2 separate regions of the Mus musculus genome follow, and region 1 is linked to region 2. The links are chromatin contacts, found by Hi-C or POLR2A ChIA-PET in ENCODE. All regions are on one chromosome and are shown on one strand. The core of a region is the stretch at or near the end of the contact, and the rest is flanking DNA. Distances in the headings are between cores, read along the strand shown. Region 1 holds the start of Celf6 (CUGBP, Elav-like family member 6). Region 2 holds the start of Parp6 (poly (ADP-ribose) polymerase family, member 6).

Region 1 (5,624 bases), core at 611-3,110, 39 kb before region 2:
ACTTACCTAGCAAGGATCAGTTCAGGGCTGAGCACGGTAGCACACACCTGCACTCCTAGCACTGGGGAAACTGGAGCAAGAAAGAACCCAGAGTTTGAAGGTAGCCTGGGCTATATCCCAAGAGCCTGTCAAAGAAAAGAATAAAAGCTGCTCCACCAGTAAGAACACAATTTGAAAAGTAGATGTACCCCCAAACGAACTACTAAAGATGGTATGCATAAATGACCATGAGAGTGCACACCCATGACCTCAGAACTCGGAAGTGGAAGCAGAAAGAGCAGCAGTTCAAGGTCCTATTCAACTCATAATTAGTTAGTGGCCAGCCCAGCAGTTAAGAGCAGCAAAAGACGTGGGTTTGATTCCCAGCACCCACAGGGAGGCTTACAAAACCCCTAAATTCCATAACTCCAGTTCTAGGGGCTCTGACACTGTCTTCTGGCCCCAGTGGCACTAGGCATACATGTGCTGCACATACATATATATTCATGCATGCAGGCAAAACTTAAACACAAAATAATAAAAAATATAAATTTGTTTCTGTGATGTGTGTATGTGTGTATGGTGTGATTTGTGTGTGGGGTGTGTGTGATGCATATGTGATGTGTGTGTGTGATGTGTATGCATGTGTGTATTTGTATGAGTAGGGGCAGAAACATGAGTCATGGCAAGCTTGTTGAGATCAGGAGTGGCTTTTTCATTCCAAATTGTTGAGGCTCCCTCTTGTTTCTGTCCCTCTGCTAGCTGGCCCTTGTGACTCTCCTGTTTTTTTTTTTCCTCTTGTTGCCACGGAAGTACTAGGATTACAGATGCGAAGCTCTGCTCCTGGCTTTTCCACGCAGGTTCTGGGTATCCAACTCAGGTCATCGAGCTTGTTTATTAAGAGCCTTTATATGCTTAGCCATGTCGCCAATCCTTCATCTTTATGAATGTGCGCTTGTGAAAGAGGGAATGGGGAGGTAAACACTCAAGCGCTGTGATTTGTCCGATAGCTTTTAAGATATTAACACACGCGATGTATCAATTTCCGTTTCTTCTTTTGCCTTACGCCCTAACTTCTTTGACCCACAGCATCCTTTTCAGGAAAAGAAGATAACACTCCTGAGTCACAGAATAGGGAGGAACCAGGCAGAAGCTCTGAGTAAATATGATAATATAAGTTCTTTCGCTCTCCTGAGGAAGAAATCAGTGCTTGGGGCTTATTTTAGAATACAAGAGACGAGAGTGTGTTTGAGTCTCAGGAGCAAAGAGAGGTTGAAGATATAGGAGAGGTGTGCGATGGAGCCTAGAAGGATGCGCTCCGCAAGACTGGCTTCGGTAGTAGGGATAGAGAGGTGGAAACCCTATCTGACCCACAGAAAACGGTCCGGCTGTTGGAGGTGTGTAGGGAGAGATCATCTCCGACTCCAGCAGACAGCGCCACGCATGACGAAGCTACTTCCCATCCACTGCCACGCCCGCACACCCTCCACACACAGGGCAGCTGAGGGTCCGGTTGCCATGGAGAGCTGGAGCGCGTGAGCCCAGCCGCCCTTCTCGCCCCGCGCTCCAGCTCAGCCAACTCCTTCTCTGATTGGCCACCGCTATCTCATTATGCAAATCACTTGCGTAGACGCTCCCTGCTAGCTGTCTGACGTCACTAAGCTCGGGGGCTGGGGCTCGGGGCTGGGCTTGGCGCGCCAGGGAGAGCTCTGAGGGGGACTCCAGCCGGACTCAGGCGCCCCGCCCTCGACCACGCCCATTTTCAGTCCGCCCCGCCCCTCGCTCTCGGCTGGGCCCCGCCCCCTGGGCAGCCCCCCGTCCTCGTAGGCGGGCCCCGCCCCCTCCCCCAGGCCCTCGCCAGCAGTCCAGGGAAGGGACGGCGGGACAGGCGGGACGCTCGGGAGGGCGGACGGGGCGGGGACATGGCCGCGGCGCCTGGAGGGTCTGCGCCGCCCGCCGGCCCCAGCCCGCGCTTGGCTTTCAGCACCGCGGACAGCGGCGGCGGCATGAGCGGGCTGAACCCAGGTCCCGCGGTGCCCATGAAGGACCACGACGCCATCAAGCTCTTCGTGGGGCAGATCCCGCGGGGCTTGGACGAGCAGGACCTCAAGCCGCTGTTCGAGGAGTTCGGCCGCATCTACGAGCTGACGGTGCTGAAGGACCGGCTCACCGGCCTCCACAAAGGTGCGCGGGGTCAGCCCAGCCCAGCCCAGCCCAGCCCCAATCCAATTAGAGCGCAGCCCAACCCAACTCCGGCCCCAAACGCAGGCCCAACCCCAGCCCTACTAGAACCTTTCCCGACTCCAGTTCAGGACCTGCCCCACCTCAGTTCTGTTCCCTCCCCAGGCCACAGAGCCCCAGAGCCAGAATTGTCTCTGTGGCATCCTTCTGACTTCACTCTGGTTCCCTAACACGTTCTTCACTCTAACCTCCAAATCCCTTGTCACTTCTCACATCCCAGTCATCCCCACCTCCCTGCTTAATCTCTCCACCATCCCTTCCACCAGACACCCCAAACCCTGGAATTTGGAAACTTATTCTACCTTCCAGCTCTGGAGCCCCCGATCTCCTGACCCCTGGACCCATGGTTTTCCTGAGCACTTTCTCTCTCTGGTGCCACCCTATTCAGGCCTCACCGCACACACATCTTGGATTTGCACTCCTCCTGGCCTCCAACAACAAACCAACCCCTAGGGCCTCCATTTGACTTTTGGGTCTGACAGCCTTAAATACCCCATACCCAAATTCTCCTCTTTAGAATTCAGACCTAATATATACAGTCCAATTCACCCCACCCCCAGGAGGCTCTCAGAGATAAATGCCTTCTCACATTTGACAATAACCCAATATTCCATACATTTTTCCAGAACCCAATGCTCTTTACCTCTTCTGATTTGAATCCAGAATCCTAACCTCAGCTGGGAACATACACCTGCCTGTGTACCCTTCCTCTTTGGTTTTCCCCTGTGTGAATACACTCCCCCACCCCCTCTAATCCCCACTCCTGTGCATCTCTGCTTCCTCTCAATCCTCTTGATGGCTTCCTGTTTTCCTTTCTTTGCCAGCTGGTCCCAGACCAGCGCACTCTCAGGGTGGATCAATCTAAGTGAGGAAGATGGGGATGGGGGGCTCTTCTCATTGCCCTTCCTAGGAAGACAGAGGCACCATGGTCCTCTCCAGCCACACCCCTTTCTTCCTGTAGAGAAGGGAGGAGACTTGTTTACACGCAGAAAAGTCTGTCCAGGCTGAGCTGGAATAACAGAGCCAGAATCATATCATGATTATTTGAGGAGACACATCTTCATTTTCCCACTGGGAAATAATGCGGTTTCGGGATTTTTGTGGGGGAAGGGTGACCAATTACCCTCCATAATCTTCCTAAGAGAGAAATAACAGGTCCTAGAGGGCAGGTCCATTCTAAAGGCCTGTGAGCTAACATCAGACTGATACCTTTTTCAAGCTGGGAGACCCCAGGGCATTCCTTGGCATACTAAAGTAGAGGGCTTTGAGAACATGCCCATGAAAAAACTAGGCCTTTTGAATAGGGGTACAGATTCCACCTTTTGTGGGAGAGGTTATGTTAAAGTCCTATAAGGACAAGGCCACATCATCCAGACTTCCTAGAATTCAGTCTAACCCACTGGCTGTCTTCATGCCCAGTCATTTGTGGCATTTTTTTCCTAGACAGTGAGTTCAGTGGGTAAGCATAAACCTCATCTTTGTAGTTGATCTGTAGAGTAAAGCAAGTGCGTGGAGTCACTGCAGTTCTCACTCAAGCACTCCATGTCTGAACTGTCCCCTCACTCTGTCTTCCTTTCTCACTTAGCACTAATCCCTCCTGCTCACCTCTTACTCATCTGCCCCTGTGGCCATACTTCCCTGTATCTCCATCCTTCCAGCCTTCTACCCTCTAACCCAAGCAATCTCCATGGGCTCTTTTTGGTAGCACCTGGTCCCCAAAGCTTTTTCTAAAGCTCCCCTTCCAGTGTGAGGACATGTTATGGTTTAGTGGCAGAACAGTAATGTATGTGAAACCCAGGGGTCAGTGATTTAGTCCTCCATTCACTCTATGCCTCTCCAAAGCAGATGTTGCCTTGTGAGATATGGAGGTAACTCAGAGGGCCTCTAAGTCAGCATCCCCACTCTCTTCGCAGCAACCAATGATGTCTGAACACTAAAGTGACTCATTTTCATTTCAATGGCCGAGTACTGTGGACACCAGCACAGTGCTTTGAAAACAACCCTAGCCTGGGAGTTCAAAGATCCCAAAACTGTGACTGACACAATCTCTGGCTTCAGTTGCCCTATTGATAAAATAAGACACTGTCTAGGAATTCTCAATAAGCAGGAGGCAATCCATCCATCTTCAGGAGGCAGCTCCATAGAAGATACCACTGAAAAACAAAACAAAACAGGCCCCACTTGCTTTCCTAGCCAGCTCTGAGTGGAGAACTGGGCCAGCTCCGAATGGCTTCCCGTAGGCATGTGGCCTTCTGTTGCTCCTTCTCCTTCCTCTACTTGAGAGGTCCGTTTTGAAAATACAGATCTTATCATCTCGCATCCCTAGTGAACACCCTCTAGTGGCTTCTCCATTGCTCTCAGGAAGGAGAACAAAATTTATTCGCGGTCTCTAAGGCTACATGTAACCCAATGCCTGCATTCCTCACTAGCCACTCTGCTCATACTTTCAAGACTTCTCCTGTATCCAGCCTTCTAGCTGTTTCTCGAACACACCACATTTTGGCTCAGTTTTCATTCACCGCAAACGAAACAATCACACACCTCTTCTCACCTGGTTCAAAGGATTCACTGTCCCTGTTCTCGAGAATTCATGTTTTCTATTTTATCGTCACCATTACTTGACCACTATGTATGCTAGGCAAGAATTCTACCATTGAGTTACAACCCCGCCCTCAGTGTCTTCTTGGAGGCAGTCCTCAACCTTTGGAGACAGACTCAGGTGTTCCTCATGACATCTAATCTCCAAGACTTCTCCATCTCTAACCCATCATAAGGCCCAACCATAATAAGTAAGTATTGGATATCTTCAGGATGAGTGTGTTCTCAGTGAATATTGAAAAGGAAGAGAAACCTCCTTCAAAGTTTTCTAGGAAACTGCAGATTCTGAAGCTGACACAGTGAGATAGTAGACCCTACTTGTTATCTCATCCCAGACTCCATCCCTGCCTCAATAAGTAGGATTGTGTAGAAGAGTCCAAGCTGAGTCAAAGACAACACTTTAAGAGGCCCTGTTGTGATAGACCGAGGTCTTAAATAGGATTAGGGAGTTTCTGGAATTTCCTACTTACAGGAAGCCCTTAAACCTGAACCAAGCCTTACCCAACTCCAAACTTAGGAAAGGAAGTGTTGGGAAGTAGTTGGCCTTCAATCCTTCATCTTCCTCCCCCTTTTTCCCTGCCACTTGGAACTGGACTGGGAAGGAATCAAGGCTGATCCTTGGAGACTATAAGTCTCTATCTAAAATAGATGGGTGTTGGAGAGAAGCAGGCGAAGCTGCTTAGGAAGGTTTAACCCTTATGGATGGGCTGGGGAGAGGAGCCGTGCTGTGGGATTGCATGAGCACATGACTGGATAGATGGGTATACTTCTTGGACAGAAGGCCAGGAGAAAATGAGAGGGAGCCA
Region 2 (5,903 bases), core at 597-3,096:
ATTCATTGAGTACGGGAGCATGAGAGGGAAAGGGTTAAAGAGAGGGAATCCTGGGAGGTTGTGGGATTCTGCCATTCCACATTTCATTCATGGGAACAAAACCTTTGTGTTTTCTTATGTTGAACACATTTCCACAGTGCATGCTCTCAGAAGACTATGTGACCCTAAGTCCAGTTCTGAACTACTGTGAACTATTGCACTCTGAGACTGGAGTATATCCCTCAGTTTTCTTCAGTTATTACAATGTAACAAAACACCAAAATCTGTTAGCAGTCAGCGGCCTGGGGATCCTTGGCTCGATCCAGTTGAGACTCATGAGTAAGCAAGGAGAGAAACTAGAACCCAGGGGGCAAGCACAACGGCTCAAGCCAAGAATGCAATAATTTAATTTTCTCTTCTTTCCTTCCTTCTTTTTTTTTGAGACTGTTTCTTTGTGTAGCTTTGAGTGTCCTAGAACTAGTGCTGTAGACCAGACTAGCATCTCAGAGATCTGCCTCTGCCTTTAAAGTGCTGGGATTAAAGGCATGCACCACTACCGTCCCACACTTTTTTTTTTTTAAGGGTTTTTTTTATTTTTAATGTATGAGTATCTGCATGTACACCTGCATGCCAGAAGAGGGCCCAAGATTTCACTATAGATGGTTCTGAGCAACCATGTGGTTGCTGGGAATTGAACTCAGAACCTCTGGAAGAGCAGCCAGTGCTCTTAACCCCTGAGTCATCTCTCCAGCCCCACTTTTTTTTTTTAAGATTAATTTTACATATGCATGTTTGTGTTTTCCTGCATATATGTGCGTGCAACGCATTGGTTCCTAGTGCCTGTGATGGCCAGAGAGGGTAGTAGATCTCCTGAAACTGGAGTTTCAAATTATTGTGAACTGACTCGTAGGTGCTGGGAACCCAACCCAGGCCTTTGACAAGTGCAGCCACTGATCTTGGCTGCTGAGCTTTCTCTTCCATCCCAACTAAAATGTTTCATTTAGTTAATTTCTGAGATGGTTTCATATATCCCAGGCTGGCCTTGAATTGGCTATGTAGCTTAAGACTTCTATGGGGGCACACGCCTTTAATCCCAGCACTTGGGAGGCATAGGCAGGTGGATTTCTGAGTTGGAGGCCATCCTGGTCTACAGAGTGAATTCCAGGACAGCCAGGGCTATACAGAGAAACCCTGTCTCGAAAAACAAAACAAAACAAACAAAAACAAAAACAAAAAAACCACAAAAAACAAAAAGACTTCTAACTTGATTTTTGTGCTTCAACTTTCTGAATGCTGAGATAACATTATACAGACTACAGGCACGACACGGGATTTACACACCTGTGCATAAACTAAGGGTTTGTGGTTGCTAGGCAAACACTCTTCCAAGTGAGCTATGTCCCCAGTCCCCTGTGTGATGAGAAAGCCTGGGTGCGGTCGGTACACCGAAGCAAATGAACATGGGAGCAAGTCAGATTTCAGAATTTTAACTTTTGATTCCTATTTTTGTCTGGCTTCAAGCTGCACCAAAGGGGCACCTCAGTATCTCTATATAGGCAATCTAGATTACCTTCTTCTGCAACCCTCCTAACCACACGAGGCGACAAAGAAAAACATTATATTTCGGCATGTCCGGAGAACCTCTTTCTCAAGCTCCCTCCGGGCCCCAAAGCGCAAGCGCCACTCTCTCGCTTCCTCACGCCTTCAACTCTGGATCACTGCGCACGCGCGCCCTGGCTAGCACCCTGGGGTGGGGACACGCCCAGGTACAGCACGCACCGCGGTTGGTCGGAAGAGGACACCTGATCGCGGTGTCTTCGCCTGAGCATGCGCAGAGCGCCCCGGCGTGCCCGAGACCGCACGCTGAGGCGTGTGGTGCGCGACCTCACCCGCCCGCCTCGGTCCCCGCCCCTTGGCCTGCCGCTCCGCCCCCGCGGGGCGTCCCGGGCCGCTCGTCCCCTCCGCGGCGGCCGCGCGCGGCCCGGGGTCGCCGTGAGTACTCTCTAGGCTGGCGTGTGGGGAGGCTGGAGTGGGGATGGGGCGGGGCGGTCGGGCTGCTGGCAAGGTCCGCCCTGCCTGAGGGACCAAGTAAGGGATGCTGACAGGCTTCGCTCGGCTGGGCGGCTGGCGGCGGCGAGCCGCAGACGGGTCCTTAACGGGGAAGGCCGGAGCTGAGGGCTTTGGGGGACACCTGGAGAAGAGGCCTCAGGCCCTGCCCTGCATGCGCAGGTGTCCTCGCGAGCGTCTTGGTCTTCTCCCTCCGCCCGGGCTAGGGTTAGCGCTGGCCCGCGGGTCTCGCCCCTCCGCACCCTCCTTCGCCCTTTGTTTAGTAGCCTAGTCCTTTTGACACTTCCGTTGGAGTGGAGTTTTCTTCTCCTAGCACACTGAGCTGGAAGTCAAGCCCAGAATGTAGACGTTGAGATCAGAGGCGTCTCTTGACTAGGTATACGTTAAATGGTCACTCTGAAAAGTGCCAATGGACGTAGAGAAAAAGACCTTTGTGGGTCGTCCGAAGGCTTATTTACCGTTGGCACGATCTCATAGAAATAGACCAAGCGTGTTAATGCGAGCTGCCATCCCCCAGAATAAACACTGAGCCTAACAGCACACTTCTCTGGGCACTCTTAATAGTCTCTATTTGATCTAGCTCCTCTTGAAAGGTTCCAGATCTGCCCCCCACCCCCACCCCGAACTAGTTATTACATGAAAAAATGGATAGATTTGGCCCTATCAAACGTTCAAGTTACTTATGCAAGTTTTGTGACCTCCCTAGGTTGGAGTATTAAATATGTAACATGAAAACTTTGAACTAGGTCATCTCTCAGCCCCCTCTTTTTTTTTTTTTTTCTTTTTTAATGAATTCCGTGCTCCACCATCTGCCTTTTCCCACTCTCCAGCTTTTAAATCTACTCTCCATTCCTGAGAGAAGGCCATGGAGTGTTGAGGATTCAAGTCTTTTTTTACTAAAACAGTCTGGTTGGAGAAGCTGGTCATTTCATAACTGTCTTTTCCTTAGAAAAACTGATTTTTTTTACCCCCTCCTTTTAATAGCATCAGAAACCAAGCAGCAAACCCTGAGGAGATGCTCAGTTTTCCTTGACTTCTACAGTGAAAGACCTTGAGAAAGTTGGCACTTCTAGCCTAAGCTGCCCTCATTCTACTGCTCACCCCAAGACAACCCAGGCTGGACTGTAGTGCTTCCCTCTTCGTCCAGAGCAGCATTTGACTGTTTTCAATCTAAAAGAACCCTGGTCCCAAACTTCATAATTGGCACCTCAGCTGCTCTTGAAGGTGAATGAAGTCTTGATTTTTAAAAAGCATTTTGTGTGATTTTTGTCAGTTTAGTAGCAGCATTTAAGTTCTTATACTTACCTCCTATTTGGCCTAGGTACATAGCTGAGGGCTCATTCACTAATTCAGTAAATGTGTTATAGAGGCTGAGAATGGTGAAAACAGTAAAATCTTTGCTTATAGAGCTACAGTCAGGAGTGAGAGAGATGGCTCAGCAGTTAGGACCACTGGACTGCTCTACCAGAGGTCCTGAGTTCAGTTCCCAGCAACCACATGGTGGCTCACAACCACCTGTAATGGGATCTGATGCCCACTTCTGGTGTGCCTGAAGACAAAGTACTCATATACAGAGAGAGCTTACAGTCTGGTGAGAGATAAATGTAAGAGTGGTCAGAGCTGTGGTGAAGAAAACAATGTGGAGGGGGATCGAGAATGCTAGTGTGGGTATTTTATATGGGCAGTCAAGGTGACCTTTGGCCAGAGTGTGGATATCTAAAAAGGAATCCTAAAGGGGAGAACAGTAGAGACAAGATGTGTAGTGGGACTATTCTTACTGTGTTTGAAGAACAGCAGAGAGCACAGAGACAAAGGGAAAGCATTTGATTTTATAAATGTAGAAAATTTCAACTATGTACCCAAAAGTAGGGCATATAGGAAACCCTTGTGTACATTAGCTTCATCAGTTTCCATTTTTTGTTGCTGTTGTTTGTTTTGTGAAATGTAGCTCTTGGCTCTCCTGAGACTCAGTATGTAGTCTGCACTGGTGGAGAACACAGAGAGAACCTTTTGCCTCTGCCTTTAAAAATTCTGGGTTTTGTTTTTGTTTTTGTTTTTGTTTTTTGAGACAAGATTTCTCTTTCTAGTCCTGGCTGTCCTGGAGCTCATTCTGTGGCCCAAACTTGCCTTGAATTCACCGAATCTGCCTGCCTCTGCTGGGATTAAAAGTGGGCACCACCATCCCCCTGCAGAGTGCTGGAATTAAAGACACATCCCACCATGCTTGGTTTACAGTTATCAGCATTTTGCCAAATTTATTTCTTCTCTTTTCCCACTTATTTTATTTGGAACTGGGGTAATATTTAATTTTTTTTAATTGAAAATAAAATTCTGGTTGACCTACAATGAGTTTTTTCATACATATAATTGGACCTTATTTATAACCCCCCCCGAATATTTTTAAAGCAATTATCAGATATGAGGTTATCTCATCTCTAAGGGTGTTAGTTGTAATTGATTTTTGCATGTTGTTTTTTTGATCAGTCAGATAGTACTGCCAGCTTAAAAACTGCTATTCGGAATTTGCTTTTGTGTGTGCCTTATGGTCACATTCTGGACCAATTACTAGGTCTACCTATGGGAGAACAGACTTCAGACCCTTGGAAAATGTAATGACTTAAGAGGAATAGTTCTCAGGTTTTATCATGCAGCATGATAACTTTAAGGCTTGTTAGAATATCACTGAGTTCCAGCTATGGTTTTTCTACTTCACTAAATCTCAGGGGGTGAGGGTTAAGAATTGGCATTTTAACAAATTCCCAGTTGACACTGATGCTGTGGGCACACTATTCTACTTAGAACTACTGATGTAAAAAACTAAGGCTTGGTAGAATCACATTAAGGACCAAGAACACCCTGAGTCTGGAATGGATTAAATTGAGGTATATGTAGAGCCAGGAAGGGCTAGACTAGTGATTCCTAATTTTTGCCTAATAAGTAGAGCTTTTAACTGATTTAACATATAAGCTTAATTCCTGTTAAAATGTACTGATTGGTTATGGGGTATGGGTGTGTGCTAGCTGAAAGTTCCCTGGGTGATCTCAATGTATAGGTATGTCTGTGACTGGACTTAGAGAGCAGCAGAAAGCTTTAAAAGCCTGCTGACAGTACCTTTGACATTATCTATAGTTCAAACCTTCATAATTTCGTAGCTGAGTGTTTTTTCCTGACTGATGGAAGTGAAGGCTTCAGTGAGGCTAACATTAGAGTGGTATAGGATGGAGGTCTTCTAGGATTAGAAGTGGGGAGGAGTGCCTGTTGGATCATTGCTGTAACTATGTGAAAGTTAGGTTTCAAGATGACCCTGGAGCATTGCTTTAGTTATGACAACTCAGACATTGTTTACCAGAGCATCCTTAGTGTGATTTTTATTTTAAAAAAATTATTTTATGTATATGTGTATACTGTTACTGTTTTCAGACACACCAGAAGAGGGCATCAAGTCACATTACAGATGGTTGTGAGCCACCATGTGGTTGCTGGGAATTGAATTCAGGACCTCTGGAAGAGCAGCCAGTGCTCTTAACCGCTGAGCCATCTCTCCAGCCCCATCCTTAGTGTTATTGAGAACTCTAAATTAGATGATTGTTATAGAATGACTTGTGGTAATGTTGCTTTAAAAAAAAAAGATTTGTTTTTATTTTTAAAAATGTGTGTAGGTGGATCCACCGGCGTTATAGTAGTTATGAGTTGCCAGGTGTGTATACTGGGAATCCAACTCAGGTCCTCTATATGAGCAGTTAGCAGTATTAATCACTGAGCCATCCCTCCAGCCCTCTTGAATTTATTTATTTTTACAGAGTCCTCTTAGTAGTGCAGGCTGATCTCAAACATGTGATCTTCTGTCTCTCCCTTCC

The links. A loop is a pair of places that touch in the nucleus more often than their neighbours do. ChIA-PET counts read pairs that join two places held with the same protein, here RNA polymerase II (POLR2A).
Region 1: POLR2A ChIA-PET joins it to region 2 with 11 read pairs in Patski. The contact joins the promoter of Celf6 here to the promoter of Parp6 in region 2. A Hi-C loop is called at or near these places in 2 of 37 maps with a recorded cell type or tissue (both left cerebral cortex). POLR2A ChIA-PET finds 5 or more read pairs at or near these places in 3 of 5 experiments (Patski and embryonic stem cell).

What each region holds. Positions count from the first base shown.
Region 1 is chr9:59,576,477-59,582,100 of GRCm38, forward strand. Celf6 (CUGBP, Elav-like family member 6) reads left to right here and starts at 1,861. Exons shown (of 12, transcript NM_175235.3): 1 at 1,861-2,163. The coding sequence starts at 1,902.
Region 2 is chr9:59,615,438-59,621,340 of GRCm38, forward strand. Parp6 (poly (ADP-ribose) polymerase family, member 6) reads left to right here and starts at 1,847. Exons shown (of 24, transcript NM_001205239.1): 1 at 1,847-1,971; 2 at 3,031-3,270. Gm51709 (a long non-coding RNA gene) reads right to left here and starts at 1,687. Exons shown (of 3, transcript XR_003948337.1): 1 at 1,550-1,687.